Linked DNA regions of Mus musculus: regions 2 and 3 are each linked to region 1. The links are chromatin loops, found by intact Hi-C in ENCODE. Cell type or tissue: left cerebral cortex. All regions are shown on one strand. Region 1 holds the start of Ncald (neurocalcin delta). Region 2 has its middle 40 kb from the start of Gm24833. Region 3 has its middle 26 kb from the start of Gm15942.

What was found. Peaks named below come from ENCODE experiments on the same cell type or tissue, not always from the same donor. Only the 100,000 strongest peaks of a DNase experiment are listed, where the experiment ranks them.
Region 2: a loop joins it to region 1, with 5 times the contacts of the local background. A loop is called at or near these places in 3 of 42 quality-filtered maps.
Region 3: a loop joins it to region 1, with 6 times the contacts of the local background. A loop is called at or near these places in 5 of 42 quality-filtered maps.

The regions. Positions count from the first base shown.
Region 1 is chr15:37,453,191-37,461,190 of GRCm38, forward strand. It overlaps Ncald (neurocalcin delta), which reads right to left and starts at 6,192. Exons shown (of 4, transcript NM_001170868.1): 1 at 6,027-6,192. In left cerebral cortex, no CTCF peak of the experiment used is centred here; DNase peaks (open chromatin) are centred at 2,533, 2,818, 3,504, 4,607 and 6 more places; H3K4me3 peaks cover 3,938 bases; H3K27ac peaks cover 3,258 bases.
Region 2 is chr15:37,559,319-37,567,318 of GRCm38, forward strand. It overlaps a transcript of Ncald not described here. Among named protein-coding and RNA genes, the nearest start is that of Gm24833, 40 kb to the right of the region's middle. In left cerebral cortex, a CTCF peak has its summit at 3,700; DNase peaks (open chromatin) are centred at 5,329, 6,224 and 6,654; H3K27ac peaks cover 2,451 bases.
Region 3 is chr15:37,722,638-37,730,637 of GRCm38, forward strand. It overlaps a transcript of Ncald not described here. Among named protein-coding and RNA genes, the nearest start is that of Gm15942, 26 kb to the left of the region's middle. In left cerebral cortex, a CTCF peak has its summit at 3,874; DNase peaks (open chromatin) are centred at 392, 1,754, 2,794, 2,933 and 5 more places; H3K27ac peaks cover 6,849 bases.

The sequences.
Region 1 (8,000 bases):
AGGCTTAAACAACTCACAGCAGGTCAAACTATTGAGTGCCTAGTGTCTGCCAATTACTATTGGAGGGAGTTGATTCCAAAACCCCATGAGATAGGCACTAGTATTGTCCAAATGAGAAAATGTGGCTTTTGTAAAAAAAGAACCAACACAAAGTGGTAAAGACAGGACTTACACTCAGCCTAACTTAGGAGGAGCTGGAGTCCCTGGGCACCTGTGTGAAGCAGCATTTTTCTCTAACCAGATTTGTGAGTGAGTGGAGACAGAAAGCATTGTGTCTGCTTACTGAAGCAGGGAGCTTATTCTTAGTGGTTAACACAGAAAACATGGGAGATATTTGGGTACCAATGTAAAGTTTACTTCTAACGAGTAATGTGGGTCCTATCTTTTGAATAACCCCAAGTATTGGCATAAGAGTAAATTATTCTCTTGGTTACTTATCTTCTGAATGAGGGACAGATAACCTTTGGCCCACTGGGAACACAGGCTTGACATACTCACCTGGAATCTCTGATTCAAGCAGGTGGAAAGAAATGGCTCTTTTTGCTAGGTATTCAATAGCTGCCTCTTCTAAAGTTTGATTCTGGAGTAGAATCTAATGTTTTCCAGGCTACTTGACTACAGTACAGTGTATCCATGAGAGAAGGACTCCTGGTTTCTTGCTCCCTATACAGCCAGACTGTAAGTGGTCAATGGTGGGGACCTGACTTATTCTTTTCCACATAGTATTTCTCATGCCTAGTCTAATATTGGTACATAACAGGTGTTCAGGATTTACTGAATGTATCAAAGGCTGAAGGGTCAGTCAAGAACTCAGAGCCACTACGGTTCTATGTTCCAATGGTAGACACCATTCAAGGGTCACGGTAAGGAGGGACCCAAAATGCCTAAAGTAATATGATGCTGCAGAAGCCACCTAGTGAGTGAGAATGGCCGATCCTGCTGCAGCTGATCCAGGGTGTGACATGGGAAGGTAGGGGGTGCCATTACTTTTGTGGAACACTGTTATTGTACCTTCAAGATGCTGTAAATTTGATGGTCACAGAACTGATTGTGGTCTATGGAAGTCTCCTTAGCATACAGTCATACTCTTTGGCATTTATGTCCAATACACATATAATAGAAACAAAGACATTTCAGGGTCAACATTTAAAACGTTTACCTTGATGTAATGGTTAATTTTGATTGTCCAAGTGACAGGATCTAGGATCAACTAGGGGACAGATAAGTCTATGGGCACACTTGTGAAGGAGTTGCCAGATTGGGTGACTCGAGGTAGAAAAATCCATCCTAACTGTGGAAGGCACCATTGCATGAGCCAGGACCCTGGACTAAGTAAATTGGAGGAAGCAAGCTGAGAAACAGCATTCATCTGGGTCTACTTCCTGACTGAGGATGTAATGTGACCAACTGCCTTGTGGTCCCGAGGTCATCCTGTCTGTGCCCTGATGGACCACATACCTTTAACTGTGAGCCAGAATAATACCTTTCTTTGTTTTGTTTTGTGTTTATTTTGTGGGTGTTTTTTTTGTTTGTTTGTTTTGTTTTGTTTTTGAGATAAGGTTTCTCTGTGTATCCCTGGCTATCCTGGACTCACTGTGTAGACCATGCTGGCCACAAATTCACAGACATCCACCTGCCTCTGCCTCCCAAGTACTGGGATTAAAGGCATGCACCACCATGCCTGGCCAAATCCTTCCCATTGTTGGGTATTTTTGTCACAGCTACAGTAACCAGTACAGCTGCTTAAGGAAGATGTACAGGCCTCGCTTTGCTGGAATGCTGAGCAGAGCTCACTGACTGTGGAAAAGCATCCGATTAAAGCAACAACTGGAATATCTTTCATATTAGCAATTTCTTGCCTGCAAATCAAATATAGGACTTTATCGTGACATGAGTCTATTCCATTCTAGATTACCATGGAATAATTTAATTAAAAAATTGTCATTTCTATTTATGCACTCGTGTGTGCCTGTGTGAGTGTATGCTACATGTGTACAGGTGCCTGTGGAGGCCAGAAGAGGCTGTCAGATCCCCTGTAGCTGGACTTACAAGCAGTTGTGAGCCCTTTGACGTGGTTTCTGGGAACTGAGGTCCTTTAGAAGAGCAGCAAATGCTCTTAAGTACTGAGCCATTTCAGCATGACATTAATGGCATCTATAGATATATTTCACAAAAGCTATAAATTTAAGCACAGAGATGAGAAACTATTGGTCTGGAGAATGTAGCACCAGTGGACTTAATATTTATCATATAATTTCTGTATAAAAGTCTCAATAAACACTAACTTTTATGGCATCTCTTATGGAAACAATAAAAAAATGTTGAATTTTGTAAAGCTGTTGCTAGTTGCTTTCCATCCTAAGATGCCATTTAAAGAAAAGTCGACTTCGTAAAAAATCACGACACATTCCTTTCTGCGCCGAAGTTTCCAGCACCTCCATCAAGAAGCAGAGGACAGCTGGGGATGTTAGACTTTCTCCAAGTTTCTCTGCAGGTTGCCACAGAGACTCAGGCTCCAAGCAGGTGTTTTTCCTAATCCAAAGAGCAAGAACTATTTAAGAACATCCTCTTTCGTAATCCCTCTGAGACCACACGAAAAATTACTCAGCTTCCATTTCAAATGCAAGGGATTTGGATTTGGTTTAAACAACAGCTTGTGCAAAACCATCTTAACTCCATTCTTTTACACCAGTATGGTAGGAGCTCATGTAATTGAAAGGGCGGCTTTGGTCTCTCTAAACACAGGGCTGTGACAGCAGCTAATGGACAGCAAAGTTCCCTCATCTCACAGAGGAAAGTCAACACTATTTTCTTCTCATTCAAAACAATGTAGGGAATGAGAGCTTTTCTGACACCCGACACTACACAATGACACTCACACCTCCTACTACACAATAACACTCACACCTCCTTCTTGGCCTTAGCTATGTCTTGCATCCAGTTTGGCTCTTCTGGGAAGTGTCTGCTTTTCCCAGCATGCTTCATGAAAGCACCGTCCACTTATCTTCCCTGTGTGGATAAAGGTCTCTTTGTAAACAGCTATGGTCCTCTGTGGCACACGGTTTGAACTTGAGTGACCTGTCAATAGTGTTTTCCTCATAACCCATATCTACCCAGGTAAGAGTTCCTTGTGCAGGTAACAGAAGACGAGTTAAGGGTGGCGGTGGTGGGGTATTAAAGGTAAATTGCAGATTTAGCAGCTGAGGGATCTTGCCATCCCCGTCTGCACCAGTATTTAGAGTGTACTGTGAAGTTCTCAGGGTCCAAGAATAAAATCAGATGCTGTGGAACTGAAATAAGGTTATGGACTTTGTCCAGGGGGTTCTATGTCCTTTGGCCCCACAAGCTCACATATTAGTTACCTCCAGAGCAGACAGAATCCAGAAGAACCCCAAGAACTTGGGTGGTTAAATAATGTCATCTTTATTTCCACCAACCCCAAACTGAAATTTAGTATTTCTTTCCACTAAAATGTGGGTCACAAACCACAGTGCCAGGGATGTTGCCAAGACAAATCGCAGATATTTGCATTTCATATTGCAATTCTTAGACTAACTCTATTTCAAAGCAGCCTTCACGCGAAGCACTGCCTCATTACTGTGGTAGCTATTGCACCTGCTGGTAGGGTATATGACTTAATAACATATGAACAAAGCAATTATCCTGTCATAATGAAAAGATAGTATATTTTATTTTTTATTATTTTGTATGTTTTGAAATTATTCTATAATAACTTTATCCCTCCCATTTTCTTTGCTCCCTCCAATACCTTCTGAATCTCCCCCCTTCCCCTGCCCCTCTCCCCTCCCTGCTTTCTTTCAAACTCATGGCCTCTTTTTCTTTTTCTTTTTTTAAAGACACATTTTCATGAAAAGTAGTTTCCTTTGCAACACAGCATACTTTGTTTTATGCACTTCAGATATCATTCTGGAAAAGAGTCCACAGGTAGCACCAGACGGCCAGACGTGCTCGTGGCACTGAAAGGGTTAAGGCTTCCTGAAACTAGACCCAGAGCCTTTAATAATTCAGCAGCCAGGTTTCTAGAGTCAATCATTCCATGCTGGCATCTTCTGAGGCTGAAGCACTCTTGACCTTGATAGCAGGCAGCACAGACTCGCTGCTGCAGGGGGATGCTCCTCAGCCCCCTTTCCTTATTTAAAAAAAAAAAACAAAACAAAAACAAAAAACCAAACCCTTGGCTCGAGGCTTTGAAAGTTCTTATTTTCATCAGGGAGGCTCTTTTCCCAACTTTTTATCACCGACATTTTGCCACTAACACCGACTCTCTCTCTCTCACAGTTTTGATTGTTGGAATCCAGTCTCATGCATGAGGGCATGAGGATGTCGTACATAATCATCTTGTGAATTTAAAACCAGGGAGAGAACCAAGAAAAAGAGTGAAGATAACAGTCGACACAAGAAAAGTTAAAGCACCAAGTGTATACCACGAGAGATGCCTTTAAATGACAGTGCTAGCTGGTCCCCCCATTCTCAATTGAAATGTCACACACCAGTTGACTCATGAAAGTGGTAGCGTCTGGGTTACAAGAACATGAGGTCAGTTAAATGACTGGAAGACGTCTTAGTAAATACATGTATGTACAAGCACATCAGACAGTGGACAGTCCTAACGGAAGCTCTGATCAAAAGGTCCATTCACTGAAAGCTGCTTGGAAAATAATTGATTCAAGCAGTTATTCATTTACTGCTGCGGCTACAGGCTCTCAGAATTCTCACCCAACGAGAGCAAAATGTAGAACCCACAATTCTGAGCCTAGTAACAGAAGCAAAAAACAATGTATTCTTTCACCAAACTAAAATATAACTATATCGTCAACCTACTGTCCAAACAATGTATTATTTCTCCAAACTAAAATATAACTATATCATCAACCTACTGACTGCATATATCGAGTGGAGCCAGTCTATCTATGCTCCTTCAAATGCTGGTTCTATTTCAGATGGCTGTCTAAAATACGCCTCGTTTCTGTTAAATCTGTAAGATCTAGAAACCTGTTTATCCATCTAGGCTTCTGTTTGCTTCAGAACCTGAGGTTTCCTTGAAACTTGGAGCTGCAGAAGGAGCTAGCAGAACCACAGCAATGCACACACAACAGCCGGAGCAATCCTTGCTCATCAGTTACCAAATCACTCACACAAGACCTGGAGCAAATTTTTATCGAGCATCCTCAATCTACATTTCAGTTAGGGAAGACCTCACATCAATGCATATTTAGTTCCAGGCTAGTTTCTTCTCAAGATAATTACTTTTAAGAATAAAGATCAGAACCAGCTTACAGGACTCCTTAGAAAAGGCCAGTCAGTCCCTCCTCTTCACCAGGGTTTTCAGAGAGAGCGAGCCACAAAATAGCACTTCACAGTAACACCCACAAAACAACCACACGCACACACATAAAGGTTCCACCCCGACTTCCTTGGCATATTGCAGATTCTTTTCTCTAAACAGGAAGCTGTTGACAGTTCCCCTCTTATTTACAGAGTACCAAAAGCCCCCTTTACAATAATAACCACAACTTTCAAAGTCTAGAGTCTTTTCTCACGGTTCCCATTGTTGCTAATTATACATGCTGCAAATGAGGTAGAAACCAAATTCCAGACTGCTGTGGGCTGACGCAGAATCAGCAGCAGCAACAAGGAAAAGTTAGCTGCTCCCTCCAAGGCGGTGCTGGAGTTACCAGACCCCAAACAACACTGAAGGAGGGATTCCTAGAATTCAAGGGAGCAAATTTGGCTCACGCTGCAAAATGAGAATTTCTAAATAATGTATGTTAGCAAGCATTGCGCAAGAAAGATTACATTTTAACCTACTTCATGGAACACTAATCCAAATTTAACCAAGTTCCAGAGACTGCCTGAAATTCGTGACTGGAAGCTGCTTCACATTCTTTGGCTCCGTTCGTCAGTAACTGCTCTTGAAGGCAAAGTTGTAGGAGGTTAAGAGGGGAGGGAAAACCATCAGGGGCTGTGAAACCACGTAACTCCTGTGTATAAAGCAAACCGATTACCTCACGCTGAAGAAGTGGGGGTTTAGTAGTCCATGCTCCTGCAGCCCCTGGGAAGCAACAACCACAGCTGTAGGGACAGCAACAGCGGCGGCGGCGGCAGCAGCAGCAGCAAGGTCCAGCATCCACCAGATTCTCACAAGCCTTTGACTGTGCGGACTCAGCCACAGACTCTGCCTCTGGCTGACGTCAAAGTCCCTGTCACATGGCCAGATAAAAGCCAAGAGAGCATTGGTTGTCGTAGCAACCACAGACTGGCTCTGAAATTATTTCAATAGGTCATCTGTCACTGATGTGTGTGCTCGTGTGTGTGCATATCTGTGTGTGCATGTATGTATACACATGGATTGCAAAACCATTGTGAACAGTGCCCGGCAGATAATTTCAACCCTCAAAGTTGTGACTCACGAGTGCCTGCAACTTTCATCATTAAAGCCTGCTTGTCCTTTCTCTGGTTGCCAGAAAATGCATGCTGTGACCCTTAGTCTTACTATCACAGCACAGAGCCCCTCCCCCTCCAGTCAAAAAAAGAAGCTGAAAACATTCATGAGGTGGTTTTCTTAGTGAATTAAATTCCCCTCTAAATAAACTGAGAGAAAACAGCTTTCAAGAGATTGTTGGTGGAAAAACTGTATATTCTTGAAACTGAATCCTCATCGGTGTCCCGAGAGCATGCCGATGAAAGATGGTGTGGCTGAAGGAGCCTGACAGGAAGGAAGCATGCTGCAAAAAGCAGGGTAGATAAAGCCAAGTCGCATGCCACCTAAGATTCCTTGCAAAAATGATGACCAGAACACTTCCACAAGGGCACAACTTTAGAAGGACCTGGAGATGATGAGAAAAGGGGCCAGACCCCTCCGCAGGTCCCACACTCTACCCTCCCACGATTCTCTGGTCCATAACGGACTGAGGGAGTTTCATGTTGAGTGACTGGTTCGGCATCCCACAGATGGAATCTCCCTACCACAGAGGAGTCAACAGTGCAGCCCACCTGTTCCCAAATTACAGCTTCATTGCCTTCAGGGACACGTTAGCTGATCTTTAGCTCTGTGTGAGTGCTTATGACCCAGTTCGTTCTCATTCTTAATTAACAGGAAGCCAATTAAACAAAATTGAGTAAAACCCATAGGAAGGCATTATGAAAAACCCATTTAGAAAATGTGGACTCATTCAAAAAACAAAGGAGCTGAAAGGTGGGGAGAAGAAAGAGGTGGTGTGCCTGGGTCATTAGGACTATACACAGACACAGTCACACACACACGCACACGCACACACACACACACTGCGCCTGCACGTGCAAGCATACAAACATGTGCACACACACATAAATGCATGCACACACTCATATTCATATGTGTAACACACTCACACATGTGTGCATACACACACTATGAGATATGAGTGACTCTGTGGCCAACTGGTTTTGTTCTGTGACTCTGTCTTCAGTAGAATAGAAGCTGATCTTTCACAGGACTAATGGCCTATCTGCTTGGCCACAGAAGCATCCCGTTCCCCCATTCCATCTTCCATGCTAGCTCCAATGAAGAGAGAGAATGGGTTTTTATTGGAAGTTATTTTTCTGATGCTATTGGTTGTACCGTGGCAAATGTAAAGGCAAAGTGTAAAGTTAGATTCTTTACTTTCAGACTGAAGACAGTCAGGAATGGACCTACTTGTTAGAATGACAGCAGCTGAACCCAGTGTCTGTGCAAATTGGTTTGAATGCCTTATAAGGGGCAGACTTAAGCAACAGGTCTATTTTCTAGACTTGTGTTCTACATATAATTCTGGTTCTCTGTTTAGGAGTGTGGGTCCTTGCTCTGGGCTGGGAGGGAGGAAGGTGTAGGAAGGGAAGTGTAGGTGTCCAGGGATCAAGTTCTCCCTGCTGGCTGCCTGACTTGACTTAGCCCAGGCTCTGAAGCTATGCTGCCTTGTCAATCGTTTCTCCATTTTATTCAGTTTAATATCAAGAAAATA
Region 2 (8,000 bases), 110 kb after region 1:
TCATGACACATTTCTTCTTACCAACAGGGAAGCTAGGTGTGATATGTTTATAGGCTCACAGTTCTATGCCCCTACCTCCCACCCCCACTGCAACATTCAACACATTTGTGGAATACTTCTATGTGATTATTTGGTTACCTCCCTCCTGCCAAGATATCCATGCTGGCTTTATATCACTGTGATAAATACCTGAGATCAACCAACAGACTAAAGAAAAAGGGCTGGTTTTGACTCATCATTTCAGAGGTGCCTGCTGAGCTCATTTAGGCCCAAGGGGAGTCAGTACAACATGGCAGAAGTGGATACTGGAATAAACTGCTTGCTTCATGGCATCTGGAAATCAAGGAGAGATGGAGGGCTAGCATGCCCGCAGTGAGTTGACTTTCTCTAGTTCAATCTACCACCTGTCAATAGTTTAATGGGATGGGAGCTGTCTCCCTTTCATGGGCCTTTTGGGAGAGATCCAAGGGCCAAAGGATAGCCCCATCTTACTGAGTAGTAGGCAGAAATCATACTTTCCTGGTCCCTAGTGTCTGGCACAGTGCCTGGACACATAGTGATGGCTCAACCAGTTCTTGTTGAAAAATAAATAAAACATACTTCTAGGAAAATGCACTGCTATCAAATGGGTGGCATTGTATTGTTTATTCTTCTCGAGGTCTCAAGTTAGTGGGTGCTGAGTCAACACACATTCATTATTGAAATGAGCCTTTATGTGCTTCAAGCACATGCTCCCATCTTGTGTAACACCAGGGGGTCTTATTACAAGCTTTCTAGGAAATTAGCTGCCCTTGTTCCGTGCTTCTTGTATGTCCTGATGAAAAGGCAGTTTTATTTTTATTATTGACTATATTAGTTATTCTGGGACTAATGCATGATGGGTAGAAAATGGCTGACTTAGACTCAATTATGTGACTGGTCAGCATTAGTCTCTACATAGTATTTGTAAATATCTAAGCTCAAACTTGAATTGTCTTCTGAATACCTGGCACCCTGTATGCTCTGGGTAGTCTGTTGGAAAATCAGTGTTTTGTGACATAGGAGCATTAATGGGACATTGAAAATAATATGTGGTGAGTCCTCAGGCTAAAAGCTATTATTTGATGGCATACCTTAAAATTATTGGTGACTTACTGTGCAGAATACAATGTATCCCTAAGATTTTCCTTCCTGAGGGAAGTGGTCACTAATGAAAATAGAGGAAAAGAAAGAAACCCACTGCAGAAAAGATGTCTTTATAACACTCTGTAGTGGAGAAGCTGATCATTTGGGGAGACTTGGGGAAAAGTAGCAACTTCTTGGGACTCCAGAAGAAGTAGTCCTTGCAGAGAGGGGGTAAAGTCAGACATTCATCATTGGAATGTTAGCACTAAGCCCAAGCTGGAGTCCACCCGGACTTCATTCTACACTCGATCTAAGGTAAAAAAAAAAAGGCCGAGACGCGATAGATTGCACTCTAAAGCCATTTTCTTTTTATTGGAAATAGATTCTTCTCATACAATACATCCTGACCAGAACTTCTCTCCCTCCACTCCTCTGAGCTCCACTTCCACATCCCTTTCCCCCCAGATCCGCTCCCTCTCCATTTTTGCTTCAGAAAAGAGCAGACTTGAAAGAGACAACAACCAAACACAGCAAAACAAGATACAAGACAAGGCGAGAATCCTCCTGTTGAGGCTGGACAAGGTAACCCAATAGGAGGGGAAAAGTGCCCAAAATGTGAGAGATACAACTGTTTCCACTGCTAGGAGTCCCACAAAACCACGAAGCTGACTCCTATAATGCATATGCAGAGGACCTGGTGCCCACTCACGTAGGCCCAGTGTTTGCTGCTCCACTGAGCCCCTGTGATTCCTGCTGAGCCAAGTCGGTGGGCTGAGAGGTGCTCCTGATGTCCTCCATTCCCTCTGACTCCTACAGTCTTTTCTTCCCTGCTCCCCAATCTATGACGTGAGGGACCCTATAGAGATCTCCAATGTAGACTCTCTTGGTATCATATACAGTAATTTCTTTACACACAGCCTTCCTACTTTCTGCTGTCAGGATCTGCCACAAGGCAATTTTTCTTCACGTCTGGATTTCTTGCACAAAATTCCCCAAACTCCACAAAATTCAAGAGGATTCGCTAACTTACCATTCTTTTGGGAAAAGCCCAGCTAAGAGGTCTACGTCTACATGGAAGAGGCACTTTCCTCCTTAGATTGCCTGCCCCCTGCTCTCTCTAGCCAAAAGTTGTCCATCCAAAAATGGCTCTTTCCCCCCTGAGAGCTTGTCTGTCAATCTCTCACCTACCTAGTCTTCCTTGGGCATGGCAGATGCTGCATATGGGAACTTCTGGGACCTCCCCACACTCACCAAAGAGGAAGCTGAACAGTTTAGGCCCCTCTAGAAGAGATCCACACTAAAGAGTCTTCTGAGACTGAAGGCACAAGGCAGATGAGGATGCTCAGACAGGTGCAAGAATAAGCCAGCGTCTAGCCAGGCATAACCCTAATCCTCAGGAAGCCGAGGCAGGACTCTGAGGTCAAGGCTACTCAGGACTACATAGTAAGACTCTGTCACAAATAACAAGGACAAAACTTTAGAAGAGAATAGTGTGACTCTTCTCTATGCCCCCATGTTTAAAGAGTGGGGTTCCTGTGTTGGGTCTCACACGTTGTCTGCTATCTTTAGACCACACACATTTTTCTATGATGGCTTAGATTGGCGTCAAAACGACTGCCATGTCTAGTGCTATGACATCAATAAGCAGTTCACTTGTCACAAGAAGAGAGACCGCCTCCAGCTGCCTGTGCTTAATGGCCTTAAATGTACAGTTTTGTTTCAGCCTCCAGGAGAAACACAATCCTCCAATGCCAGCAGGGAGAAAGCCATTAGATCCGAACACGAATGCTACTTCTGACAACTTGACACTGTCCTACAGGTTTCCTTGAAAGGACTGGCCTACCAAATTTGGAACAAAGAATTTTACTTTCACTTTCTGCATTCGCTGCCTTTTCTAAAGCAGATAAGCTGTGTGACTAAGCTAATGCTTAAATCAGAGACACATAAATGGGAGAGAAGTTTGTTTCACATAAAAATTTCAAATTGTCATTCTTCCTTGTAAGACCAAATATATGATATTATATATTTATATATATATGATGATAATATATATGTATATATATACATATATACATACATACATACATACATACATACATACATATATATAACCATCTTGCCCTTATTTATTTTAATTTTTGCCATTTTCCCCTCACACAAAAACTGTTTGGCCAAGAATATATGAGATTAACAGTGATGCTTTGACTCCAGCATATAAACACACACACACACACACCAACACCTATGTCATATTATCTTGCATCCAAATCTTGGGCCCATTAGCTTATTCTGAATGTTTTCCAAGAAACCCACATACCAATAGAGTCCCCTCCCTGAAAAGCTAGTTTGCTATATAACCAATGAGATGGTTTTTGAGACTCTTATCAACAAGTTAGGAAAGTGACAATGCCCCTGTCTCAGCAGGAAGCTCACTATTGCAGTGTGACCCTTGCTGTACTGAAGTAAATGCTCAGAATGATTCAGAATCAGAAATAAATGCCAGCACACTCAGTACTGTAGAGTCAATTTCCCATTACAAGGAAGCAGAGTCGGGAGTCCAGAGGTGTGGATGCCCTTGGTCTCCTCTAGGGAGCAGTACTCTCAGTCTCCCGCTTCACTGCCAGGTCTACTATTTTGTTTTTGACTTGCTTTGCTTTCCTAAATGCAACACTTAAATGAGGTTCCCATCTAATCGGATGCCGCAGAAGAGTACAGATTTTTCCTTTGTCCCCTGAAAATCCCAACAAACGCCCAGCTTTGCCTTTCGTGCGGTACAAACCCCTCACGTTAACTATGGCAACGGGCACCCTAGGACAAAGCAGCTTTGAGGATGGACATAAGCCAGTGCCCTCTTTTACCAAATACAAACTAAGACCCAGCAACCTAAGCAGCGGGAACACCTTCGTGCTTTAGATCAGAGGTTACAGTCTAAAATCTGGTCCTCTCGAGAGCTTAGGAAAGAACTCACTGTGTGCAGTCCCAGCACCTCGGGCCTCAGAGATGCTCTGTCCAGGCAGCTCCTCTCAGCAGCGGGCTGGGGCTCTGTAATTGAAATCACGCATAGTCAGCCACCCTGTTATCAGAACACTCAGCAATAGCAAGAAAATTCAGGTTACTTTTATGTCCCTGGAGTTGTCTCTGCAAACAGCAAGCATCAAACACACCTCTGAGAAGCACTGAAGCTCAGCCCCTCTGTCAGTTGCCTTAAAGTACTCAGGGATGAGTGTCATAGGCACAGTCCCCTCAGAGAACAGTGTTTCATGGTCTCAGTTGCTTTGGGCATGCTACACAGACAATGCAGTGTTAGGGGCACATGAACTCAGGTATAGCCAGGGATTACCAACTTCAAAATAAACTTATTTATGTATGGGTGTATACACACACACACACACACACACACACACACACACACACACACGGAGGTGGTAAAAGAGAGAGAAAGAATACTATATTGTCAAAATACAGAAATTATTTTAAATAATAAAACATAGGGATTGTCATTTAGGAATCATATATTGGCAATGAACAGTACAACCTAAATTCACTCTCATAAAAATCAATAAAAGGAAATATTTTGCTGCATTCAGCTGAAAAAACAAGCAGGTAAAATAAGACAGAAGTCAGGCCAGTTTAGGGAAAGCAGAGATTTGCTTTCCTGTTTGACTTTCTGTGGCTCTCCTGACACAGGTTCTCTGCAGCTTCTCAGGCCATGTCTCGTATTTCAGTCACCCAATGTCAGCCTTGGTCCTAACAAAATATTCCAGTGTCTCCCAAGCCTGGATCTGTAAGTCCCTCTTTTGTGAAGTCTAACGAAATCACATAAACTAATCCAGGCTAGCCCAAGAGGTAAGGCTAGAGTTAACTTACACAAAACTGACATAGGAGGCGTTTGGAGCTCTTTGAGGAGGAGAAGCGGAAGAAGGGAATTATGAAAGGGAATCCACACATTTCCATCACAATAAGGCTCAACAAGAGGGGAAGGTTGACATGTAAGCATGCCTGGCCACGAAAACACTGGGCTAGGCCTTGGATTCTCAGCTACCGAGACCAGAAGGAGTGAGGCTAGATGAAGACCGTTTCCCTGGCCTGCTTCACTAGAGCTCTTCTCTATCAGCACAGGGTCCACTCCCTGAGGAAATGACTCAGAACTCCATTTTGGTTATGAAACTTATTCTGCGGTGTGTGAATTTCCCATCTTTCCGACTTTCGTTTGTCATCCAGACAGCTCTGCCAGAGGAGGCCCACATCACGGCTGGAAGCAAACCATGACAGATGTCACAGGCTGCCTCCCCAGTGTTCAGTCTGCCTCTCTCCCTCCAGAACCCTAATGTTGTCCGAAGCAGGAGCTCTCAGCTGAGGAGGAGAGGCGCAGAAGTTCTGTGAGGGGAGGTTCCTTGACAAAAGCCACACAGTGCAAGACCTAAACCGAAAGGAGCTGCCATGCTGGCCTGCCCTGCCTGCTCTTGGGCTGCCATTCAAGAATGAGTATGCTTGCTTAAGTCATCTAGAAGGGTTCCTTTAGGACACAGAACATAACCCCGAGCCAAGAAACTTTCACTAACACCTTGATAGTGAGATACTGAGATTGTGAGAAATCAAGACTCAAGTCAGGTCTCCTGACCTCCACCAGTGACAGTTCCAATCCTAGGCACTGCCCAAACAGTCCGTCCTCTGAATACCATACAAAGGGAACTTTCACATGGCTACTGCCACCGTTGAGCCTTATTGTGGTAGGGACGTGTGGATCCTTTTTCAAAGTTGCTAAAGCAGACTCGTACTGCAGACCTGTAACCCCAGCACTTGAAGATCAGGGGCTCTAGGAGATCTTCATCTACATAGCTAAATACAAGGCCAGCCTGAGCTACCTGAGACCCTAGCTTCAAACTCCCAAATGCAACAAAGCCTGCCTTCCTCTCCAGCCAGGGAGGCTATTTAAATGACTTGAGCCACAGTTCAAACAGTGGCGGAGGGCTCATTTTCCACCTTCCATTTTTTTCTTGTTTTCTTTTCTTTTTTTAACACGTGATTCTCAGGCATTCTAGTTGCTAAAGCAAGCCTGCCTTGGCTGAAGCAGAGGACACTTGTCTCATTTCTACACACTTCCTCTGCAGGGTGTCTAAGGGAGAAGCAGCTCTCCTCCTAAATCTTGTTGCAGAGGAGGTTTCTCCCTTGTTTCCTCCTTCACTGGGCTATTAAAAGCTATCAGCGCTCCCATGGAAGCTGAAAAACCTTTCCCAGCCAAGAGGAAACCGTACCCAAAGATGATTCCAGGGGATTAAGGGTTTAGCTGTGAAAAGCAAAAAGGCTTAAACGTTTAGAGGGAGATTTTTAAAAATGACATTTTTCTGACCTCAAAATGGAAAAGGAATCTTCGAAGCATATAAGGGTTAATCATAAAAAGAAAGATGGACGTATTTGCAACTGTAATATTAAGGTATGACAAAGAATGTTAAGAGGGGAGGGGTCTGTGAATGTCTCAGCAGATAAAGTCATTTGCCACCAAGCCCGGGGGCCTGGCTTTGATCCCTAGGGCCTATGTGGTGGACGGAGAGCATCAGCTCCAGAAAACTGTCCACTGACTTCCACTCGTGTGCTGTGTGTCGCAGGTGCATGATATCCACCCACACCACCCCCTGAAGAAAAGTAATATATTCAAAGTTAAAAAAAAAAGACAGGCCAAACAAGTATTCAAATTGTCTAAAGAAATGCTATGAATTGGTCATAAAACCAAGATAATAACAAAGCTAGTAATAGATCCCATGGGCACACTACAGAGGAGACAGGCAGACATGGAGGAGACAGGCAGGCTCGGAGGAGGAAAGCAGGCTCAGAGGAGGAAGGCAGGCTCGGAGAGGACAGGCAGGGTTGGAGGAGGAAGGCATACCACGGAAGAGGAAAGCAAGCATGGTGAATAGACAGATAAAAACTGAGCAATTGCATGTGTCATCGAAAATGCAACTTAAATGCCCAGGTTGGTACAAATCCATAGCAGCCCAGGATCAATTTCATCCTATGGCATTGAGCCCACACACCCACTGAGCTTCTATTGACATGGTCCAGTGCTGTGGTCTGGCTGATGTGTGCTCTCCATAAAATTTAATGCCCAGTGCAACACCATTAAGGCCTGTGGTTCTAGCACCATTATATAAAAAAAGACTTTGTATGCAAGCCCTCTTTTCCTTTGCATGTCTACTGTCATACCAAGTGTGTGTGTGTGTGTGTGTGTGTGTGTGTGTGTGTGTGTGTGTGTGTCCATGCACACATGTGCACAAGTTTGAAACACAGCGCGTAAGTGGAGGTTAGAGGACAACTTAGAGTTGGTTCTCTACTTTCAGCACATGGTTCCATTAGCTGAGGTCATCAGCCTTGGTGGTAACCATCTTGCTGTGGTTTGAATAAAACGACTGCCATAGGTGCTTCGGGGGTGGCCTTGTTGGTTAGAGTGTGTCACATTGGAGTGGGGGAGACTTCAAGGTCTCAGAAGTTCAAGTTAGGCACAGTGGCTCTCAGTCTTTTTCTGTTGCCTGTGGATCAAGATGTAGAACTCTCAGCTCGTGTTCGAGGACCATGGCTGCCTGGATGCCACCATGCTTCCTGCCATAATGATAATGGACTGAACCTGTTGGGCTGTAAGCCAGCCCAATCAAAAATCTTAATTTTTAAGAGTTGCTGTGGTCATGTTGTCTCTTCACAGAAATAGAAACCCTAACTAAGACACATCTTTACTCACTGAACTGTCTCACCAACCCAAAATCTTTGTTTCTAACCTATAGATATCCAGGTACCCCAGTGCGACTTGTTTGAGAATATTTCTCCCACTGGATTACTTTGGCACGCTGACACACTTAGCTACTCCTTATTCACGACCACTTCCAGGTCTTCTGAGCTTCTTTATT
Region 3 (8,000 bases), 270 kb after region 1:
ATATCTCCCATGGTGCAGCACCTCCAAACCTTGAATAAAATACTCCCCACTTAAGAAAGAAAGGACCCCAAGGACCTCCAGAGATGACCAAAGGTATTTTATTTTAATTCAGCTAACCACACAGAAATACAAAATGACTTATGTAAGCCTTGTTTGCCTTCTCAGCACTCTAAGAACAGTGGTACAAATTAAATTCAAAACTTTAAAGCTAATAAAATTCAAAACAACATTAGCAGCACGCAAACGATTCTATTGTTTCATTGAATCTAAATTGCTGTTCTCAGCTTGCATAAGGCATTGACTGTTGAGGCCCAAAGTGAGTATACTATGTGTGCCAGGGGAAGACCTGCTTCCAAATTCTCTTCTCCAACTGAAACAGCACTCTTATGTCATCTGGCATGCACACCACACAAGTGCACTGTTGTATTTAGCCTGCTTCTGGATCTCTCTCATTAGATCATGACTGGAAATGAATTCCTACTTAGCCCCCCGGCTCCTACAAGCAGGATGAGTGGGAGGGGACATAAGCATGTGTTGTATTAAGGGACATCCAGAATAAATGGACCTTTTAAAAAGGTATTCCATTGAAACCTCAAAGTATTTAAAGCTCTCATTGAGAAGTCTCAGAGAAACCAACCCCTGTTTAAGGAACACTGAGACCAGAGCTATGGTTTGAATTCAGGCTTCAAAATTAAGGCACTGAAATGTGGTGGCCAGTGGGTAGTATCAGAGCTGGGGCCTTTAAAGGGTGTGACGGTGCTTTCCCTCGAAGTGTGACTGAGACCTTGAAGCAGACTTCACAGTCCACACAGTTGCCCTTCTGCCTCTGTGAGCTCACAGTTTTCTTCCTCTCAGGGATACACTGACAAGATCCCACCATGGAACGCAAAGGCAGCCAGGACACAACCAAACCTGCTGGCATTCAGGTTTGGATCTCCCAGCCTCCCAAACTATGAGACAACAACCTTCTCTTCTTCATCAATCCTCTAGTCTGAGATATTCTGCCATAGTAGCAGCATGGATTGTGACAGCGGCTTTCACACACTTCTTTGCACACAGTGGAGACACCCAGAGCCAGCCCCATCCACGATGTGCACCTGCATCTGCCCCTCCATGTCATTCTTATGGTTTCTTGTACTCACAGTTACCCACATTTCTACAATATCAAGCTTGTTCTGGGGCTCAAGCATGCCTTTGAATGACTGTTTAAAACACAGACCAAAAGCCAGGCGGCTGTGGTACACACCTTTGATCTCAGCATTTGGGAGGCAGAGGCAGGTGGATCTCTGTGAGTTTGAGGCTAGCCTGGTCTACAAAGGGAGTTCTAGGACAGTCAGGGCAACACAGAGAAACCCAGTCTCAAAAGGAAAACAAAAACAAAAGCAAAAAAAAAAAATGCCTAGAAGACAGGAGAGCCTACTTCCTCCACCCTCTTCAACCACTTGCATTCTTGGTGGGCCTTCCTGCCAGGGCACAGGAACAGACCCAACCAACAGACTCTTCCAGGAATCTCAGTCTCCAGTGACAGAATATCAGGAAGCAAAATAGTTGCTGCTGCTTCCTCTTGAAGTGAGTCCTGGAAGACTCCCCTCAGGCCCTCAGAAGCATCCCACCTCTGTCTGAGGCCACCCTTGCAGCCCATGCACTTCCCTCAACCCCAGGAAGAGTCCCATGGCTCTTTTTGTTCCTTTTTGGCTGAAGTAGCCAGAGTTGGTTTCAGAGCCCCGACTGATAAATATTCCAACGCGAGTTTCTAAACATAAACAGTCTCAAACAAGGCAATGATTACAGGAACAAATGTAACTGTGTTTGCCTTTAGGTTCCCAAAACAGAAGTGACCTCATTCCCAAATACTGTTTATACTGCATGTTCAGCGGCTGCAGCCCTGAGTTAACTCTTTCCCTGCCATTCTGCAGCCCCAGAATCTCCCCACTGCCAGGGATCAAGGTATAGCCACAGGAGGTCGCTTTCAGAATCCTCAAAACAGAGCCAAGTGCAAGTGCTACCATGTGCAGTCCTGCTCAGTAAACCTGGTCACTCTAGTACACAATGGAGTTGCCATTTTGTACACTGAAAACACAACAAAGGTGTTTCTCGAATATACTGGTAACAATATCGATAATAGTGGCAAACACCGGTGTGCCGCTATGCACGAGGCAGTGTTCTGGGGACAGACAAGTGTTAGCTTACTAGATCCTCCCAAAGGCCCTTACTGTTTTCTGCCCAATTTCCTATGTGAAGAACGAATAGAGAGATGCTAAGTAGCTTGTCCTGTTTGCTGGTAAGCAGCAGGGGGTGGGAGGGAGAAATTAAAGCCCATGAGATCCACCAATAGTTCCTGCTTCTATCCAATCCTTGTCCTGCCTTCCACATGACAAGGACATGCCAGACCAAGGTCACCACAGGCCCTGGAGAACAGAGTCCCCGCTTTTAACCCCCACATCACCTTATGGGAAGGGAGATGATCATCAGACGGCTCTCAAGGGACACAGTTCATTCCATTCTTTCCTTGTTACCAAGGGACCTAGAAAGCCATGAAGATAAAAGCAACGACAGTATGTATTTTACTTATTTTTAGACAGAGACTCCCTGGGTGCCCTGGCTAGCCCGTAACTTGTTATTTACAGGTTGGCCTCAGACTCACAGAGATCTACCTGCCTCTGGCTAGCCTGTAACTTGTCATTTACAAGCTGGCCTCAGACCCACAGAGATGGACCTGCCCCTGCTTTGCTTTCCTTATGTTTGATGTAAAGACGCTCGTTACGACACTCAGCTTCATGGTGTGCTTTGCAGATACTGTGCGAGCACACCTCAGGTGTCCATCCAGACTTGGACCCACTAGCTGGAACTATTAACTAAGTTCACTCAGAAAGATGTCATAAAGCCCTTCCTCTTGCCACATCCGAGATGCTGCTGGAAGGTTTTTCATATGTAACATGAGAATCTTTACTGCATTTATGCTCATTTCTAAAAATAGGCCTAAAGCATCCTCCAAGAAGAGAATGGGCATGTGAGTTTAAGGGAGAAAGAGCCTCACAGCTGATACTACAGCGTCACTTAGATTGATATATAGAGATATGTATAGTTCACATAGATGCTGTAACCAATTAGTATAGAAATTAAGTCAAAAGCACTTTGTACAAATCAATGAATAGATGTTTTTAGCTTAGTCTTAAGGAGCCTCAACTTAGCAAAGATGGCCTGCGTGGGGGAAAAAAAAAAAGAATAAAGACTTATTTTAAATTTTAGTTTTCTCCAGAAATAAAGTATTCAAATTAAAAACAGATGGAAGTGTCTTATTTCTTTATCCTTCCTCGAAATACCAGAAAGATTTCATACTTTAGGACTCATGAATTGCAATCCAGATACCTACACAGCAACTCAAGCCTTCAGAAGCATGCACAGAGAGAGAGAGAGAGAGAGAGAGAGAGAGAGAGAGAGAGAGAGAGAGAGAAATACAGAGAGAGACAGAGAGAGACAGAGATGGGGGAGGGACAGGGACAGGGACAGAGAGAACACGTGCATGAAAGCATACACGGACCCTTTAGTCAGATACCTGCTTTAGTTGTCTATAGTAACTAAACCAGTGTTCTCATACTGACGTACCTACAGCAGGCTAGAGCAATGGTTCAGCATTTGAGAGCACTGGCTGTTTTCCCAGAGAACCAGGATTTGATTCCCAGCACTGACACAGAAACTCACATCTCAAGTTCCAAGATATTTGATGCCGAATTTTGGCTTTCACAGGCCCCAGGCACATACATGGTACATGGAGATACATGCAAGGAAAACATCCATACGTACACTTAAAATAAAATTAAAACAAAATTAAATATCCAAGAATTTCATACCAGCCAGCAATGCAAAGACCTTCAGATGAGGGGCGCTCTTGCAGAGGGCCTAGCACCAACTGCTTGCCTAGTGAGGCCTATACTTTATTGGATGGAGTTTTTCCTCAGCTAATTTCCTTCTGTGCTCACACCCTCTGTCTTCCAGCTAGTATTCCTGGAGAGGCCAGCACAGCTCCTGTCTGAGGGGATTCTGTAGAGTCCTGCCTGACTGATTATCACAACAGATAACTCACACCCTGGCCAACAGCTAAGAAACCTCAAGGTGTAGGCTAGAAGCAAACCCATACCAACAAAATAAGAAAACTAAAGCGCAGAGGGGCTTCGAGGTCTGCGGAGGGAGCGGGGAGAAGAGGAAAGAAACAGTTGGAGAGATGTTCTCTGTGCTCAAAATAGAAATGCTGAGCACATGCAGCAGATTTCCATCTGCTAATCTGGAAAGTCACACTGCTTGGTCCTGATTCAATCAGCGAGGCTTCCTTCTCATATCCGCCAACGTGTTTCCACTGTCCCACACGCAGACAACACCTCCCATGAAGGTGCTTGGCCATTCGCTCAGGGGTGGAGCTGTAGCAACCTGCCCCCTGCCCAAACTACAGGCTCATTCCCAAGAGACTCTCTGCAAACCTTCCCAGAGGATATTCCTATGTTTTCAAAGCTTAAAAATAAAACCTAGACTCATATTGCCTTCAAAACGCATTCAAAGAGTAGGCAAGCTCTGTTTGGAATTCAGCTTTTTTTATCTCACTGTCTGAATCTTCTCTTCCAATCTTGTTCCCAATTTCAAACTCCCCTGGGGCTCTAGAGGCTACCTATGATAGGCACCAAGATTATAAATTATAAATCCATTGCCTTTCTTCAAAGAAAACAAAGCCAGCCATTTCCCATAACACCACATTTCCAAGCAGAGAGGGCTGGTGGCTTTTGGAGATTTTAATGTTTTATACTGATATATAATTTCAAAAGTATATGTGACTCCAAGTTATTCTTGGAAGAAAAGTCTTTAGAACACTCTGGGGTTCTTTGGCCTGTTGGGTTTCAGCTTTGTGGATCTGCACAAGGTCAGGACAGTGAACCAGTTTTCTTTATTCTCCTTCTTGGCTACCACCGATAAACACTGAAGTGACCCATAGAGACTCAGGTAAAAGACAAAACAGTCACAGGGTTGTCACAATCGTTCATTTTGATTTGTTTTGAACCAGGGCCCCACTAGGTAGCCCTGGTTAGCCTGGAATTTGCTTTGTCACCCAGGCTGGTCTTGAACTCACTGCCTCTACCTCCCAAATGCTGGGATTAAAAGCTGGACCTCAAGATGGCTCACTGCCTCACTTCTCCAATATGTAATTGAATACTGAATACCTGAGTTCTGGCTTTTTGTGATCTTTATTTCAATTCCTACACAGGTCTCAAACTCTCGAGCCTCGGATCCCCTGCTTTTACCTCACTGAGTGCTGGAATTATAGGTATACATCACCATGTCTAGTGTTTATGCTGTGATGGGGTTCAAACCCAGCTTATAGTGCATGTTAGGGAAGCACTCCTCCTGCTAAGCCATGCCCCAGTCCTTCTTAGGACAGCTTCAATTTATCACTGCATCCTTGTTCTGCCAGTGATGTGGCACCAGGACAAGACACCTAATGTAAGGGACCAAGCTTTCCCCCTGTAGGGCTTAGGGCATAACATGGACAACCATTTATTACACAAATAGCTCTTCCGTTATTATCCCTGCCATTTATTTAAAAAAGAGGTACATTTACTTTGAAAATTTCCCTTAAAGGGGGGAAAGGAGCATCAGGGCAAAGTTCACATGGCCTGTGGTGCATCCAAATAAGACGGCCTCATCTAAGGCCCTGCAAGCACCCAACACAAAACATGCCCATCTGTGTTCAAGCAAAATCACAACGTACAGGCTCACAGAAAGAGGGCATCTGTGCCCCAGCTCTTCAAGGATGCAGTTGGATGGCTGGATGCTGGTTCTTAATGTTATCTTTCCAAGACTCTGTCACCTTTTCAACTCTCCAAGCTCTGCCCACCTCCATAGACTGGACACTAATCCCAATAAGATCATTTCTATTCCTTCTATCTGTGTCTATTTAAATTGATTACAGTTTTAAAAGAAGATTTCCAAAGACAGAAATATTTCCATTTTGAGAAATCAAAAGACAAAATCAAGTTATCCACTTGACCCATCAAGCCACCCCAGTTAGAGTCATTCCAACTGTTGCCTGGTCCTCGCCTCAGGGAGAAGAGGGCCCACAACTCCCACCGACACTGCTAAAGGCTTGCCACCCGTGGCAAGAGATCAAACTCAAAGCAGCTATCACTAGGAGGAGATGCTGCTCAAGGGCTGTCCTCTGCTACTGCAATTGCTCCTTGTTGTGCTGTAGTGGTTCAGTATCAGCTCGCTTCAAGTGTGCATGCCCATATGCGAAACACACACACACACACACACACTCTCACACACACAATTGCCCTTACATAACCTTGGCAAAATTTCCTTTTAGAAAGGGCATTCAGGGAAGAAAACCCCATCAAGGTACCACAACTGCCTCCTGGCGAGGAGCAGACCGACAGCTTCTGAATTGTGGGAAAGCATGCAACCAAGTCAGGGCTGAACTCACACATGAGGCAGGCTATGGTGTGCGGCGTATGGTGTATGGCGTATGGTGCACACCCGCAACACACAGTGGGAGTGTAAGAGTAAAAATCTGCATGTAGCTGCAGCAGTTGATACACCTCGGCTTCTGCAGGCAGGAAGTACACAAGGAACAGAGCAGAGTAGAGAACAAAGACCTCACCGATCTCATTGGGCATTGCCTTGTTCATATTACCCAGCCTGTGCCTGCTGCCCTACTCCTTCCTTTCCTAACAATATTACTTTCCATCTGGACTCCCAGTTGCGAGAAGCCTTTTCTGCAGTCCGCGAATGCTGAGTTCTGCTGAACTGCGCCCCCCTTTCCTGTCTTGCGCTGCTGTGGGTCTTGTTAGACACAGCTGCCTTTATCTTCCAGGATTTCACTGATCTTGTGGTCCACTGTGACGGAAAGCTGGAAACATTTCAGATAAAACCAGGTGTGCACAGCTGTAATCCCAGCACTGAGGGAGTGGAGGCGAGACGATCGGCAGCTCAGGGCCATCCTCAAATACATAATGAGTTTGAGACCAGCCCTACCCTATGAATAAGCCTGCCTCGGAAGCGAAACGAACATCCAGCACTGGGGAGGCAGGAGGATATCTGTGAGTTCAGGCCAGCCCATTCTACACAGTGAGATACGAAACAGGAAGGACTACATAGAGAGACCTCGTCTCAAAAAACCACCACCACCCCAAAAAGTGAAGCAAGCAAAGTATTCATGGAGAACAAGATGGCACCTTACAGTTTTATGTGCAGGCCTATGTTACAGGGGGACAGCAGCCATGAAGAGTGGACACTGACAGGTACCAGACCAGGACAGATAAATAACCCCTGATTATACCCTCAGGGGCCTTCCCACTGCAGCCTTAAAGGAGCACTCCTCTGTGGGCTTTGAGTAAACTGGCCTCTGTCCATCTCTCCCTTCACCCCTTCAGTCACATCTATATTACTCATTTCCTAGAAGTGACAACCAGGGTTTACCATCACAGGGCCACAGTCAACCTCAGGGCCTTTGCACCTGCCTATAATGCTCTTCTCTGCCCTCTTGACTAAGCTCAGGTTGCTGTGAAACACTATTTTGTAGCAAGGCCATCCCTGGTCACCTGGTTCATGCAGCTTCTTGTTATTCAGCCCAGTTATTCTAGGTTTTGTCACCCTCTGATTTCCTCATCCCATCTATTAGTTCTAAAACATTCTAGTCTTTAAAATAGATTACCATGATTATTAACTTATTTCAATGCCTCAATTAATACTTAGTTTCCCAATAGAAACTATTCAATAAATATTTGCACTACAGGAGAACTACACTTTTAATTGTGGTGTGTGTGTGTGTGTGTGTGTGTGTGTGTGTGTGTGTGTGTGCCTCTGTAGGCTTGAGCTGATCTTTCTGCTATTTCAAGGAAGAATAAAGAAATAAGATCTCTCTTTCTCTCCCCCACCCCTGTGTGTCTGTCTGTCTCTATGTGTGCTTCTGTGCATATGTGTGTGTGTGTCTGTTTGTCTCTCTCCCCTCTTCC